3 separate regions of the Homo sapiens genome follow, and all the other regions are linked to region 2. Evidence: chromatin contacts called from ENCODE Hi-C or POLR2A ChIA-PET data. All regions are on one chromosome and are shown on one strand. Each heading gives the region's core, a stretch centred on a gene start or an enhancer-like site at or near the end of the contact. The rest is flanking DNA. Distances are from core to core; before and after follow the strand shown.

What was found. A loop is a pair of places that touch in the nucleus more often than their neighbours do. ChIA-PET counts read pairs that join two places held with the same protein, here RNA polymerase II (POLR2A). Pooled maps may share reads with other maps.
Region 1: a loop to region 2 is called in a map with no recorded cell type, with 4 times the contacts of the local background. The contact joins the promoter of CCDC171 here to the promoter of FREM1 in region 2. A Hi-C loop is called at or near these places in 1 of 37 single-sample maps with no recorded cell type.
Region 3: a loop to region 2 is called in a map with no recorded cell type, with 2.8 times the contacts of the local background. The contact joins the promoter of SNAPC3 here to the promoter of FREM1 in region 2. A Hi-C loop is called at or near these places in 2 of 37 single-sample maps with no recorded cell type and 1 of 50 pooled maps. POLR2A ChIA-PET finds 5 or more read pairs at or near these places in 1 of 52 experiments (activated T-cell).

Annotation. Positions count from the first base shown.
Region 1 is chr9:15,549,928-15,554,458 of GRCh38, forward strand. CCDC171 (coiled-coil domain containing 171) reads left to right here and starts at 3,116. Exons shown (of 26, transcript NM_173550.4): 1 at 3,116-3,375. RefSeq lists enhancers at 2,713-3,358, 3,254-3,423 and silencers at 2,814-2,873, 2,884-2,973.
Region 2 is chr9:14,908,475-14,912,832 of GRCh38, forward strand. FREM1 (FRAS1 related extracellular matrix 1) reads right to left here and starts at 1,954. Exons shown (of 37, transcript NM_001379081.2): 1 at 1,440-1,954. RefSeq lists an enhancer at 218-719.
Region 3 is chr9:15,420,876-15,424,886 of GRCh38, forward strand. SNAPC3 (small nuclear RNA activating complex polypeptide 3) reads left to right here and starts at 2,001. Exons shown (of 9, transcript NM_001039697.2): 1 at 2,001-2,318; 2 at 3,034-3,111. The coding sequence starts at 2,005. RefSeq lists a silencer at 1,728-2,017 and an enhancer at 2,358-2,477.

The DNA of each region.
Region 1 (4,531 bases), core at 1,866-4,365, 640 kb after region 2:
AAAGTAGGAATCCTGCATGCAGGAAGTGAGAGTTTGAGAGAGAAAGACGCAAACAAAATTTTTAGGGTTTTTCTTGCCTGGGTGTCTAGGAGATTAGAAGTTTTATAAACAGGTGGGAGAGTAGTTTAGAGGATTCCCACAAGAAGTTAGAAAGATAATTAAAATTTAGTTATATTAAATTAAGTATTTCCAGAAATTAGAGTGGCACTGTTCAAACCGGGGTTAAAAATTCAAAACTAGAGCTCAGGAGAGGTCAGAGATGGATATAAAGAGTTGAATATTGGGGATATGGAGTTCATACTTGCAGGAATGGATGACATCACTGAGGACGCTTATCTGGTACAAACGATGGGAAGGTTGAGGGCAGAAACTGAGAAAATATCACTTTGAGGGGCAGGAAGGGAAGAATGGTTTCCTGAGCAGCAGCAGAAAGTTCAGAGAGTTGGAGAAACAATGGAGTATAGAGTCTCACCTTTGCTGGAGAGGCATCTGAGGATCAACATGTGTCAGCAAAGTCAAGGGGTCTCAGATTTGGCAATGAGGTCACTACTGACTTTGGAAGCTATTGGTAGAGTGGTGTGAATGAATGAATCTAATCATATCTCAAAAGGATTGGTAGAAAGAAGAGAGAGAAATGAAGTGATGTTGAGGCCAAAAGATAAGCGGGTAGGAGAACATCTCTTTATATAGCTTTTTTCAAGTAGTAGTAGCATGTTAAGCAAATAAAAGACAACAGAGAATCTCCACGCATTTTGAAATGGTCTGATTTATTGTGTAATTTTTATATTTTTTCTGCTTAAAACCCTTCATTAGCTTCATTGCTTGATAAACTCCTAAGTATGATGTAGAAATTCCTCTGTGATCTGGGTTCTGCATATTTCTCTAGCCTCATCGCTCACACCTCCTTTGCACAGACAGCTTTTTCCAGCTTTTCAAATGTCTGGTGCTGGTTCTTATGCTGGTGTTTGCAGCTTCCGTGTCTTCCTTCTAGTTCCTTGTTAGCTTCATAAATCTTTAACGGTCTTCTTAAACTAAGCTCAAAGTTCTTTTCTATGAATCATTTCTGGGAGCTCAGGGTTGATATCAATATTCCCCTGTATTTCTATCATCTAGCTCCATGTTGGGTACATAGTCTGTATTCTGTAAATGCTGAATGAACAAATAAATGAAAACGGGTCTTCACATCACATCCATTTTTCATTTCAAAAACATACAATATAGTACATAGCATTTATTCTTGCGATACAATATTCACTTTTGTGACTTTGTTAAAACACAAATAATTTTTTTTTTTTTTTTTTTGAGACGGAGTCGCGCTCTGTCGCCCAGGCTGGAGTGCAGTGACGCAATCTCGGCTCACTGCAAGCTCCACCACCCGGGTTCACGCCATTCTCCTGCCTCAGCCTCCCGAGTAGCTGGGACTACAGGCGCCCGCCACCACGCCCAGCTAATTTTTTTTGTATTTTTAGTAGAGACAGGGTTTCACCGTGTCAGCCAGGATGGTCTCGGTCCCCTGACCTCATGATCCGCCCACCTCGGCCTCCCAAAGTGCTGGGATTACAGACGTGAGCCACCGCGCCCGGCCAACACAAATGAAATTTTAAGTAGTTCCAGCTACTCAGGAGGCTGAGGCAGGAGGATGGCTTGAGTCCTGAAGGTCTAGGCTGCAGCGAGGCGTGATTGTGCCGCTGTACTCTAGCCTGGGCAACAGAGAACAACCCTGTTTCAAAAAAAAAAAAAAAAAAAAGAAAAAGAAAAAAATAAAATTTAAAAATATTTTTTAAAGCTTGTAACATAAAAGTTCTAATCTCATTAGTCAGTTGTAATTTTCCATTTCATTTCTAAACTTTAGAGTGGGCTATTTTTTCCCTTTATTTCCTCTGGAGCAATTGTCCTCTTTATGGCTCTAGTAAAAAGAATCAGGGACAGGCCTCCGTTTTAGATGTAAATGACTAAAATCAAACCAATTAAGGTTTCAGTGCTACAAGAATCAAGGAGGTTTTAATCTCAATTTGTGTTTGCATTTATGACCGTTGGCTCTCCCATGGGAGAGAGAAAAGACGGCCCCTACACCTGGTTTCAGGTTGATTACAATCAACAAGGACCCAGTTTAGTATAGAAGGCTCGTTTTGCATTAAACACCTTTTTGTGCAGAGGAGGTGGTGGTGGTGAAGATAAAAATCTTTGACCAAATCCTGTCAATTTGCATTGTTCTCTGGAAGAATAGGCTTTCAAAAGTTAAGGAACAAAAGAGGAGTTGGTTTTCCAGTCTCCCTTAGGCGGCAGCAGATTGTGAAGCAGCCACCGGGAGGAACCAAAGTATAAATTATCAATAAGAGGACGGTGTGTGTGTGTGTGTGTGTGTGTGTGTGTGTGTGTGTGTGTGTGTCAGAGAAAAGTGAGAGAAGCGAGGAAAGAGATAGGGAACACACATGCTAAGGCTCCGAGGCGTTTTCCACGATGTGCCTGGTTACGTAATGTTGATAATGAAACGCACTGCAAGCAGCATCAATGCATTCTTCCGACCCTGCTCACCACTCCCAGCTGGGATACAATGGGGACGGGAAGAGGGGACAGGATGCCCTGTGCAGGCAGAGAGCTGTCCAGACAGAGGTAAACCAGGCAGTTGGGCAGAACCCGAGCCCAGAGAATTTCTCCCCAGGCCCCGGGACCAGCCCACCGTTGCTGTGGCTCTAAAGATGGGCAGAAGAACCAGTTTCAAAAAGCAGGATCTGGGATCCGACCTCTTAGGTTTTTATTCAGCAGGCAGGGAAAAGGGGTTAGAAGCTGGAAATCTGCATTTCCACTCGGCTCTGGCGACTGAGACAGGAACGCGGACACCTCACGCTGAAAAGCCACAGCAGCGCGTGGGCAGGGCGCACCCCCGCGCGGGGACGCGGAGCTCCTGGAGCGAGAGCGCGTGCGGTCGCGAGCCCGCCGCTCCCCAGCAACGGCGCATGCGCCCGTTCGTCCCTCAGCGAAGGCGCGCTGCTTGGCGGGCGGGCTCTTCCAATCCGAGCCAGCGTTCTCGGAGTACGTATCCAGGAGCTGCAAGCTGAGGGCTGCGGGAGGCGGGAGGAAAAAGTGGGGCCGGGCCTGAGTTGGGCTGACCTGTGAAAGTCTGGGAAGGTCTGCGAGAGAAGCGGAGTGTTTTCAGCTCCGGAAGTGGCAGTTGTAAACTTCACCTCCCGGGGGCTCTTCCCCTTCTGTACCCCTTTGCTGTTTGTCCCCCTCCTCCCGGGTCCTGGAGTCCGTCGTGTTCCAACAGTTTTTGCTCTTATTCCCGTGGGCTGCCTGGGCCTCCTTTCACCCGTGAGACTTGGAGCGGCCCCTGGGGTCTTGGGTGTGCAGCACGGATCACGCGAGACCCCTGAGGTAACCGCACGGTGTGGGGGCTTCGAGGCGGACGACTTGGGAGGGAGGTGTTGAGAGGGTTGTAGGGGCCCCTGAGTGAGTTTGGGGCGGCCCTGGGGCTGTTGGCGTAGGCTTTGGGGCACGCCTCCAGCTCCCTGGGCTGGGTCTCCCCGCCCACCTGGAGGAAGATCTCCGTGGAGCATCCTAGCCAGAGATCGCTGAGGCTGTACCAGAGCGCCGGATGGGGACCAGAGGGGAGGCAGAGGACCGGGATTTGGAGCTTCTTAGGGTTACTGCTGCGGAGCGCTTTCGTTCCCGAGAATCAGTAAGCCCCTCGAGGATAGGGACCACGTCTTTCAGCCCGCTCTCCCCTTTTTAAATGCCGGCCACACACTAGACACTCTACAGATGTTTGATAAACGGGAATGAGTTGTGCTAGACTGTCACCTGCAGCTTCTACCTACCCTCCAGGACTCTGAGAGACTTAGAATCTGAGTCAGCTGTGCGTTTTCCCGAAGCTGTAAATTTTCTGCAGAAATGGAGCCGACTTTTTGAATTTTTTTATTCCATTATGATATTGATCCTAAGAAAATACATATTTCATGTATACATTTTAGGTAAATGAGATAAATACGTCTTTATTTTGTTTATTAGAGTTGGTGTCCAGCTCTTTTGAATACATGACATACCGATGTTTTATGGTTTTCATAATATTGGAGAAAAGAACATACGATTTTGTCACTTTTTTTTTTTTTTGAGATGGAGTCTTGCTCTGTCACCCAGGCTGGAGTGCAGTGGCGCGATCTCGGCTCACTGCAAGCTCCGCCTCCCGGGTTCACGCCATTCTCCTGTCTCAGCCTCCCCAGCAGCCGGGACAACCGGCGCACGCCGCCACGCCCGGCTAATTTTTTTGTATTTTTAGTGGAGACGGGGTTTCACTGTGTTAGCCAGGATGGTCTCGATCTCCTGACATCGTGATCCGCCCGCCTCGGCCTCCCAAAGTGCTGGGATTACAGGCGTGAGCCACTGCGCCCGGCATGTCACTTATTTTATTTAACTGTTAGTTCCTACTCTCAACAAAACAGTGGTAGAGCAGAAGATGAACATGGTTTTTCATAAAATGCAGAGGAAACAAAGGCAGTGCAACCTGCTAAGAGGAAAGATGAAGGGCATAGTC
Region 2 (4,358 bases), core at 704-3,203:
CATGGTAGTCAGGTCCCTTTGCCCAACTCCTTTTTTCCCTCGTGGGAATGAAAAGGCAGAGATGAAAAGGGAAGCAAGAAAAAAAAAAGATGAGGTTGGTGGAAAACTGATTAAAAAGCCCTGGTTTGCCAGCCAAGCATGCAAAACCATGTTGCACATTAAGTTATGCTCAACAACAGCTCAAACTCAGGTTTCTTATTTAGATATAAGGTTTAATATTAACCAAGTACATGACAAGAATTTCATGTCAAGGACAATGTAGAGCAATGTTTACCCAAGTGTGACCCACCTGCTTCAGAATCACCTGGGAAGATTCCTGGCACCACTCCAGGTCTAAAATCCTTTGGGCCTGGGAACTGAGAACCTGCCTTTCACCAAGCAAATGGGGGTTCTTACACACAGTCAGTTTTGAGAATGCCTGATGGAGAGAAACAGCAAAGTTTCCTAGAGCTGCACTGAAGGCACCTTTATCAAATGTAAGCAGGGGGCTGAGGCACAGCTCTTCAAGCTTTACCTAGAGTCAGGAACAGCGGGTGTCAGTTTTCCAGAGCAGAAACCTGAAGAGCATTCGAATCACTAGCTCTGTTCTGTGAAGCAGCACCACAGAGGTTAATCTCTCCAGTAAGATTCCCAGGCTATAAACACCAATTGGCTCCCAGAAATGCTCTTTTTAAGCTTTGTAATGCACACCAAGCAACAAGACTGGGTGCAATAGTTTAAAAAAAAATCAGAAACTAAAATTAAATACCTTAAAAACAATAAACAATTTCCATAAGCCAAAAATTGTTTCCTGGATTTCAAAATAAAATGAAAAGAAACTCTTTACAACAGCACCAAAGTCTCTGGACCAAATCTCAGTACTGAGCAGAGAGAGCCTAAAAATCAGTCCAAAAACTTCAGAACAAGGCCATTTCTTTGCCTCCCCAGCACTATCTCTCTTCCCCACAATGAAACAGAAATCATGTTTTTGAAAATATGTCTCCAAATATAACTAAACTTAAGCAAAGGTATCCAGACATTATCTCATCCAAATTTCTCTATGTTTGTACCATGAGGATATTATCTGTTCTGTTCATTTTTGTGTCTTTTCCCTTTGCCATTTCATTTAGCTGAGAAGAAACATTCTAATTTCAGAGGAAACAATTACACAGTTAAAAAATGGTTATTTCATTGGCAAGTGCCAGCACGGATGGACTGAGAAGAGTTAGAAATTTGTGTCACGTAATAAAAAGAATCTCAGTTTTGGCATTTGGTTTGTTAACACTGCAAGTTGCCATCTTCTGAGTTAACAGGAGAGTTAAACTTTTGCAAGCCTACTCTTGCAGATGCTTTGCATTGTTACTTGGCATTAATGATATCACACAAACAATCTCTGGGGCATTCTGCTAACAGAACATTCACAGTCACAATGAAAAGAAACACATAAAACAGATACTTACAGGTAGTGGTTTTCCTTTCCAAGACAAAAAGTTAGAAACCCTTGGAACTGGCGGGCAGGATAAGAGTCACTGACACAGCAATCTGGTTTAAAGGGCTTTGAGAGGAAGGGGGAGGAAAAAGAACCCCGGGAAGGAAGAGAGCTGAAATTCCAGTCTTTCAGGTCAGCTGTGTTTGAGATTTCTTTTTACTAAAAATCCATTAACCCACCTCACAGAAAATACAGAATTGAAGTTCACATACACACTCCACTTTCTTTGCTGGTCTTCTCCAAGGCAGCTGCTGCAGCTTTGCAAACTTCCTGAGCGCCAAGCCTCAGGACTCCCTGTGAGAAGGGCATGATAAAGATGCCTTCTACTGTTTACACAGAGCCCGACCTCCCTGGCGGACAGCCACCGCTAGCCCCGTGCCTTCTGCTGGTTGGGTCCGCAGGGACAAAACTGAGCTTTTGTTAATGAGGTCGGTTGCCTCTTCCCAGTCTCTTCCCAGCTTCCTTTCTCACTACTAGTTTTGTACTAACTGCTCCGCCACTCGCCGAGCCAGAGCAGCCTCTCCCGCCTGCAGCACACAGGCACACACACACTCAGACACAGGCACACACACATTCACAAATGGGCACACAGTCACATACAGACACACCCACTCACAGAGGTACACACACAGGCACACATACAAACACGATAGACACACAATCACCACACACAGACACATACACAGGCAAATGCCTTCACATGCATGCACACATAGTGACCCACCCCACACATGTGCATGCATTCTCACGCATGCTCCACACACACACGGGGGCACACACATACGCACAGGCCGCACATGCCCACACCCACACATGTACATACTCACACAGACTCTTCCAACACACTTTTTTTCTGCCCTTCTTTTCTTCCAACACATTCCCATCTTCAAAGGTTTTTATTTAAATTTAGATGAGAAGCCCAGCATTCAGAAGGGACAGGGCCCGTTTTAACTTTTGTCATGGCATTTAAGGGAAAAGATAGGATGGAACTAGATCCTAAGGTGCTGTTTTTAAGTACCACCTTAGTTCTTCCATTTGTAAGGCTTTTTGTGTGTCTGGCTCTTTTCGAAAACCCATAAAAATCCCATTAATCTGATCCATTTGCATATAGTGCGTGATCCCAATAATGCAGATATATCACTGGCCAAGAACTGTCCTCTCAACAGAGATTCACATAGTTAACTTGTCAGTATTCAGTGGTCTGTGAAAGTCTTAATCCTTAACAACTGTTTAATAAAATGCTTTCCTGTATTTTATTCCCACCAGGAAAAAAAAAGATAATGGCCTACCATCTGGCCTTCTAAATTAACCATAAAGAGAGAATTTGAAGTATTAACTCACTTTGGGGGAACTGTTTATATTAAGACATGTCTGGCTATCCTAAACCTTTGCCAAAAATATAGAACACTGTGAATCCAATTCAACCTAGATGTGGTTTCCCGTAACAAGGTCACAACACCATATGCCTTTCTTTGGAAGCCATAAGGAAAAGAGAGAGGAAAATGAAAAAGGAGAAGAAAATTACATGAGGAAGGAAGAAAGAAAAGAGAAAAATGTAAAGAAGAAAAGAATGCATAAGAAGGGAGAAAAAAATTATGTATTTTAAAAACATGCTTTGTGGTTACTTTAGCAATGAATGGTGCATATACACTTACTCAAAGTCATCGGAGATTTCAAATCTTCAAGAATTTCTTGATTCATTTTATTTGCTCTGAGAATAAGTAGGTGAAAGTTAAGAATCACTAAGCTCTTTATAAGTGAACAGATATTATTTACTAAACACAGTTATTATTAAATAAATATAGTGACAATGTGTGAGTCATATATTAATCCTGAAAAGGCAAGAAATAAAGCCTTAATAATGACAGTTAAGAAACACAGCATAATAGACAATTTTATTCCCCAACTGATTTTCAAAATTGCCCAGGTTGTGAATATCTTACCTGCAAAGAAATGAAGATGGTTTTAGAAGCTGTTAGTTGAGACTCGGATTCCATTTGACAAAGGAATTGTATACTATGTACAAACGGTTGCATCAACATGCTTATTCTAACATCTAAATAAGGTTTATAGATTAGTCTAGAAACTAATAAGGTTTATAGATTAGTTTATAGATAGATTATAAAGTTTATAGATAGATTAAGAGCTAAATAAGGTTTACAGATTAGTCTAGAAACAGAGATAAATGTCTTTATATCACTTCTATGGGAAAAATAACTTAAGCATGCTAAGCAAAAAATAACAAACTTAGATTGTAAAGTATTTCAAAAAGTCCGCAGGAGATATAATCTTTCCAAAGTTAATTATATACATGAAGCTTGGCCTAACTGTGCTGAACATATTCTGAAATAGGCAGTTAAGAGTTAGATCAGTCAAAATGTCCTGAAATCTGAAGTACCTGTTTATACAAATGTCATTCCTTCTATCTGCCACAAATGAATAAGGGCCTGGAAATAATACAATTATCAACTTCAATCAATAAAATACTGTTTGAACAGATTGAAATGCCAAGCTAGGGAATTTAAAAAGAACTAGTCAAAGAAACAACAAAGAATTCTTCCCCTAAAAGCATGTGCTGCTGAACTTAGTGCTGGCACAAAATTCATTTTTAAAGAAATCATTTTACTTCTAGCCCTAGTTGGAGTGATAATGAAAAATATCAAATGTGTGTTGGAGATTGGCATATCATTTTGGATTGTAAATATGAATGATTTTTGTTGAATTGCTGTAGAATGTAGCATTCTCTGAAAGGCATAGCCAATGCCTTCACCAACAATTCATATAAAAAATTAGGAATGTGCCTATTAAATTTTGACGATGGCAGCAGACAGAAGTGTTATCTATTGCAACGTAAAGATAGTTTTCCACTGAGTCTCTAACACTAGATGGC
Region 3 (4,011 bases), core at 751-3,250, 510 kb after region 2:
GGAAAATTCCTCTTATCCTCAGGTTCTGCAACCTGGGAATACTGTAATTTTTGATATGTGGTTGGTTGAATTGGAGGATGCAGAACCCACAGATAGGGAGGGCTGACTGTATACTACTGGGCACATGCCCAAGAGAAATGAAAACGTATTTGCACAAAAATGTGTACATGAATGTTCATAGCAACGCCAAAAGGTAAAAACTTTTTGATAAATAAAATGTGGCATATACATACAATGCAATATTATTCAGCCAAAAAAGGAATGAAGTACTGACACATACTACAAAATGGATGAACGTGTTACAGGTGGCAGGTATCCAAGTTACCAGGGCAAATCTGTATGGGTCTGCAGCAACTTCAGTTCTTGCCTCCTCAGAAGAAAGAATTTGACCGAGGGGCAATAAGGCACAAAAAGAGACTGAGGCAAGTTTCAGAGCAGGAGTGGAAGCTTATTTAAAAGGCCTTTAGGAAAGAAAGGAAAGCACGCTCGGAAGAGTCCCAAGCTGTCACTGAGGTCAACTGTGATATTGACCTCGATCCTAGGACTTTACAGGCTGGCTCCTTTCCCATGATTCTTCCCTTAGGGTGGGCTGCCTCCATGCGCAGTGCCCTCCTTACCCTTGGGAAGTGAGCACAGCGCAATATGTATGAAGTTGTATGCGTGCCCATCTGAGGCTTTCTTCCCTTTTCCGATAGAGTCCCCCTGAAAGGTCATACTCCCCGATTTTGTCTCTTAATGCATATGCCCAGGAAGTTGCTTCTCCCTGTCACCTGCATTCAACGAGCACTTTAGTGCAACAGGTGTGGGCCATCAGGAAATGGCCTCTCCCTGGCACCGGCTGCCAATTTATCACTTTTAGAGGCAATGTGATAAATGCCTAAGCATCACCCCACATTCCTAGTGGGTGAGGGAAGAGCCCTCTCCTGCCCTGCTCATGCCTAACTACCTGTAACAAACCTTGTAAACATTAAGCCAGCCACCAAAAGACCATATAATTCCGTTTATATTAAATGTCCAGATTAGTTAAATCTAGAGAGACAAAGTAGGTTCTTGGTTGGCTAGGGCTGGAGGAGTTGGGAGGATCAGGGGTGATAGCTAAAAAGTACAAGTTTCTTCTTTCGAGTGGTAAAAATGCTCTCAAATAGTGGTGATGGTTGCCCAAGCCTGTGAATATACCAAAAATCACTGAACACTTCAAATGGGTGAATTATATGGCATGTGATTACAGTCTAATAAATAAATAGTATGTCCTGCTGTATCCTTCAGGGCCTCTGAGAAATGGAGAGAGCTCCATCTGAAGCCAGACTGAGTTCCGATCCTGCTTCTATTTTCCCCGCAGGTAAATCCTTCCTCAACAGCAACACGGGGTGATACGCCCTATCCGGAAAGGTTGTTGTAATTTTTAAAAACATTAAAAACATACATTAGGGTTAATCATGTAGCGTGTGATACACAGACGCTCTGAAACACTACTGCACACGCACACCAACATGGGGCCTCTGCGGAGCTTGTGAAAGAACCAGATCTGGAGGGCTGGTCGTGTCCCTGGTCTCGGCCCTCGCCCTCCTTGTTTCTTAGGCTCTAAAGCAATCAGGCAGCAGAGCAGTCCTTGAACCCCAGTCAAGAAAAAGCCCTGCACCCCTTAGTCCGAAAGCCGCAAGGAACGGGGCCTAAGCGCCTGGCGAGGCCGCCCTACCGGGCAGAGACAGTTGCTACGTAACTCGGGGACCAGAAACCCAGCCCCACCCGCTGCGGTTAACCGACAGCCGCAACGGTTCCCGCACCGCCCGGGTCGGAGAACAATGCTGCGCCCTGCACGTAGAGCCTCGCGGTGCCGCGCCCTGGGGCGGGCCTGCCCATGGCCTGCCGGGAAATGTAGTTTCTGATGCCCTGCCCGCGCCGCCTCGCCGCTCGCCGGCCGGGCGCCCCAAGCAACTACAACTTCCATCACGCTCTGCGAGGCCTTGATCTGCAGGCTTTTGCAGGGGAAGGAGTGGGGCGAACATGGCTGAAGGAAGCCGAGGTGGCCCTACGTGTAGCGGGGTGGGTGGCAGGCAGGACCCAGTCTCCGGCAGTGGCGGCTGCAACTTTCCAGAGTATGAGCTTCCCGAGCTAAATACGCGCGCTTTCCATGTGGGCGCCTTTGGGGAGCTGTGGCGGGGCCGTCTGCGCGGGGCCGGGGACTTGTCGCTGAGGGAGCCGCCGGCATCCGCTCTGCCTGGGAGCCAGGCAGCTGACTCCGACCGGGAGGATGCCGCGGTGGCCAGGGATCTGGACTGCAGCCTGGAGGCGGCGGCTGAGCTGAGGGCGGTGTGCGGGTGAGTGCGGAGCAAAGGGGCTCTTGCAGCTTGGGGTCAAACAGGGTGCAGCCTTGCTCGTGCGCTCCTCTGGGACTCATCCCTGAGAAGGGCCTGTGGTTTAGACCTGGGCTAGGAGTATTACCCTTTAAAGCTTTCAACCCGCTGGAGCCTTCCTGGGACACCAGGAGAAGTCCTGGGACCCGAATGCACAGTTTCTACGAGTTGGAGCAAAGGGACAAGACAGCTGCATCAAAGACTAGTTTTTCCATTTGCTTATTCTAAGAGTGCTTGTTAATAAAGAAAAGCAATCAGGGCAACAGCGACGTGTACCTGCCATTGACAGACACTTTGACAATGGAGGAACCTGAGTAATGGTGAAGCTGCGGGAGACTTCATCAGAGGAGTGTTAAAACCCCGACTAACTGGTTTCTTTTGGGGACCTTCCGGGTATTCTGTTACTGAAATATTTCTTAAAAGTGCCTTATTTGGGGATGAAAATATAAAAATAACTTTAATCTCTTTCTCCATTTAACAGTACTGGCTGCCTTCATCGGCCTTTTCATTATAAAATATAATCACAGAAATCGTTGTCTTAAGTTCTGGCCTCTCTGAGCCGCCTGCTGGATTTTATCTGACTTCGTAATTCAGTAATGTATTTAGGAAAACAACCCTAACTCGCTGTGAACCAGATGCAGAGTCGACCTTAAAGTATTGCTTTTCCTTTTTGTTTTAGCCTTGATAAACTGAAATGCCTTGAGGACGGTGAGGATCCAGAAGTCATTCCGGAGAATACTGACCTGGTGACTTTGGGGTATGGAGGACTTGGTTTTTATGACCTATTTATTTAAACATTTTTTCAACATTATGTTTTGAAAAGTTGAAAGTGCAGTATTGATTGTTGTCTGTATACCCACCCCTTAAATTCAGCTGTTCTTAATATTTGACCATATTTACTTTAGCCGTGTGTATGGGATGCCTGCTGTGTGTTTTTTCATTTTGCTATCCCCCATTCAGTAAGTTAGACATGATAATTTACCCGTAAATACATAAGCATATAGCTTCTAAAAGTATCATTCTCCTACATAATTATTGTGGTATTATTATACCTAAGAAAACCGTAAATACATAATCTATAATATTCAGTCCATATTCAAACTTGTGTTTATTTTTTAATATTTTTGAATGTTTGTTTATAGAGGTAATCTACTTAGATCTGGGGGGCAACCTAAATACTCTGACAGTGTTTTTCAAACTATTTGTGGTAAAGGACAGTTCTTGTTTTTAAAAATTTTTAATCTTTGACAGATTTATGCTTTGATAAAATACTATAAAAAGAATTACTAGAAAAATGGAATTAAAAAAGACAAACACAATATAAGTTCAAATTTTTAATTAAATTCAATAGACAAAATTATTCAATGATAATGGAAGTTTCTAAATGCTTACTGTCATTTTCTGTACAGATTGGTTAACAAATAGGTCATAGATGAATTCTGGTCTGCCTACCACTCTTTGAGAGGCACTGTTGTATGATAATATAGAGAAATTGTGCATGTAATAGTGAAATTTATAATTTCCAATTTATAGTCCACTTATTTCATACTACCTCAGCTATGTTCTGTCGTTCTTGATCCTACGCTATTATCCCCCTCAAATATTCAGGCAGTCATTTCAACTCTACTTGGGTTTTCTTTCATAATAACTGCTAAAT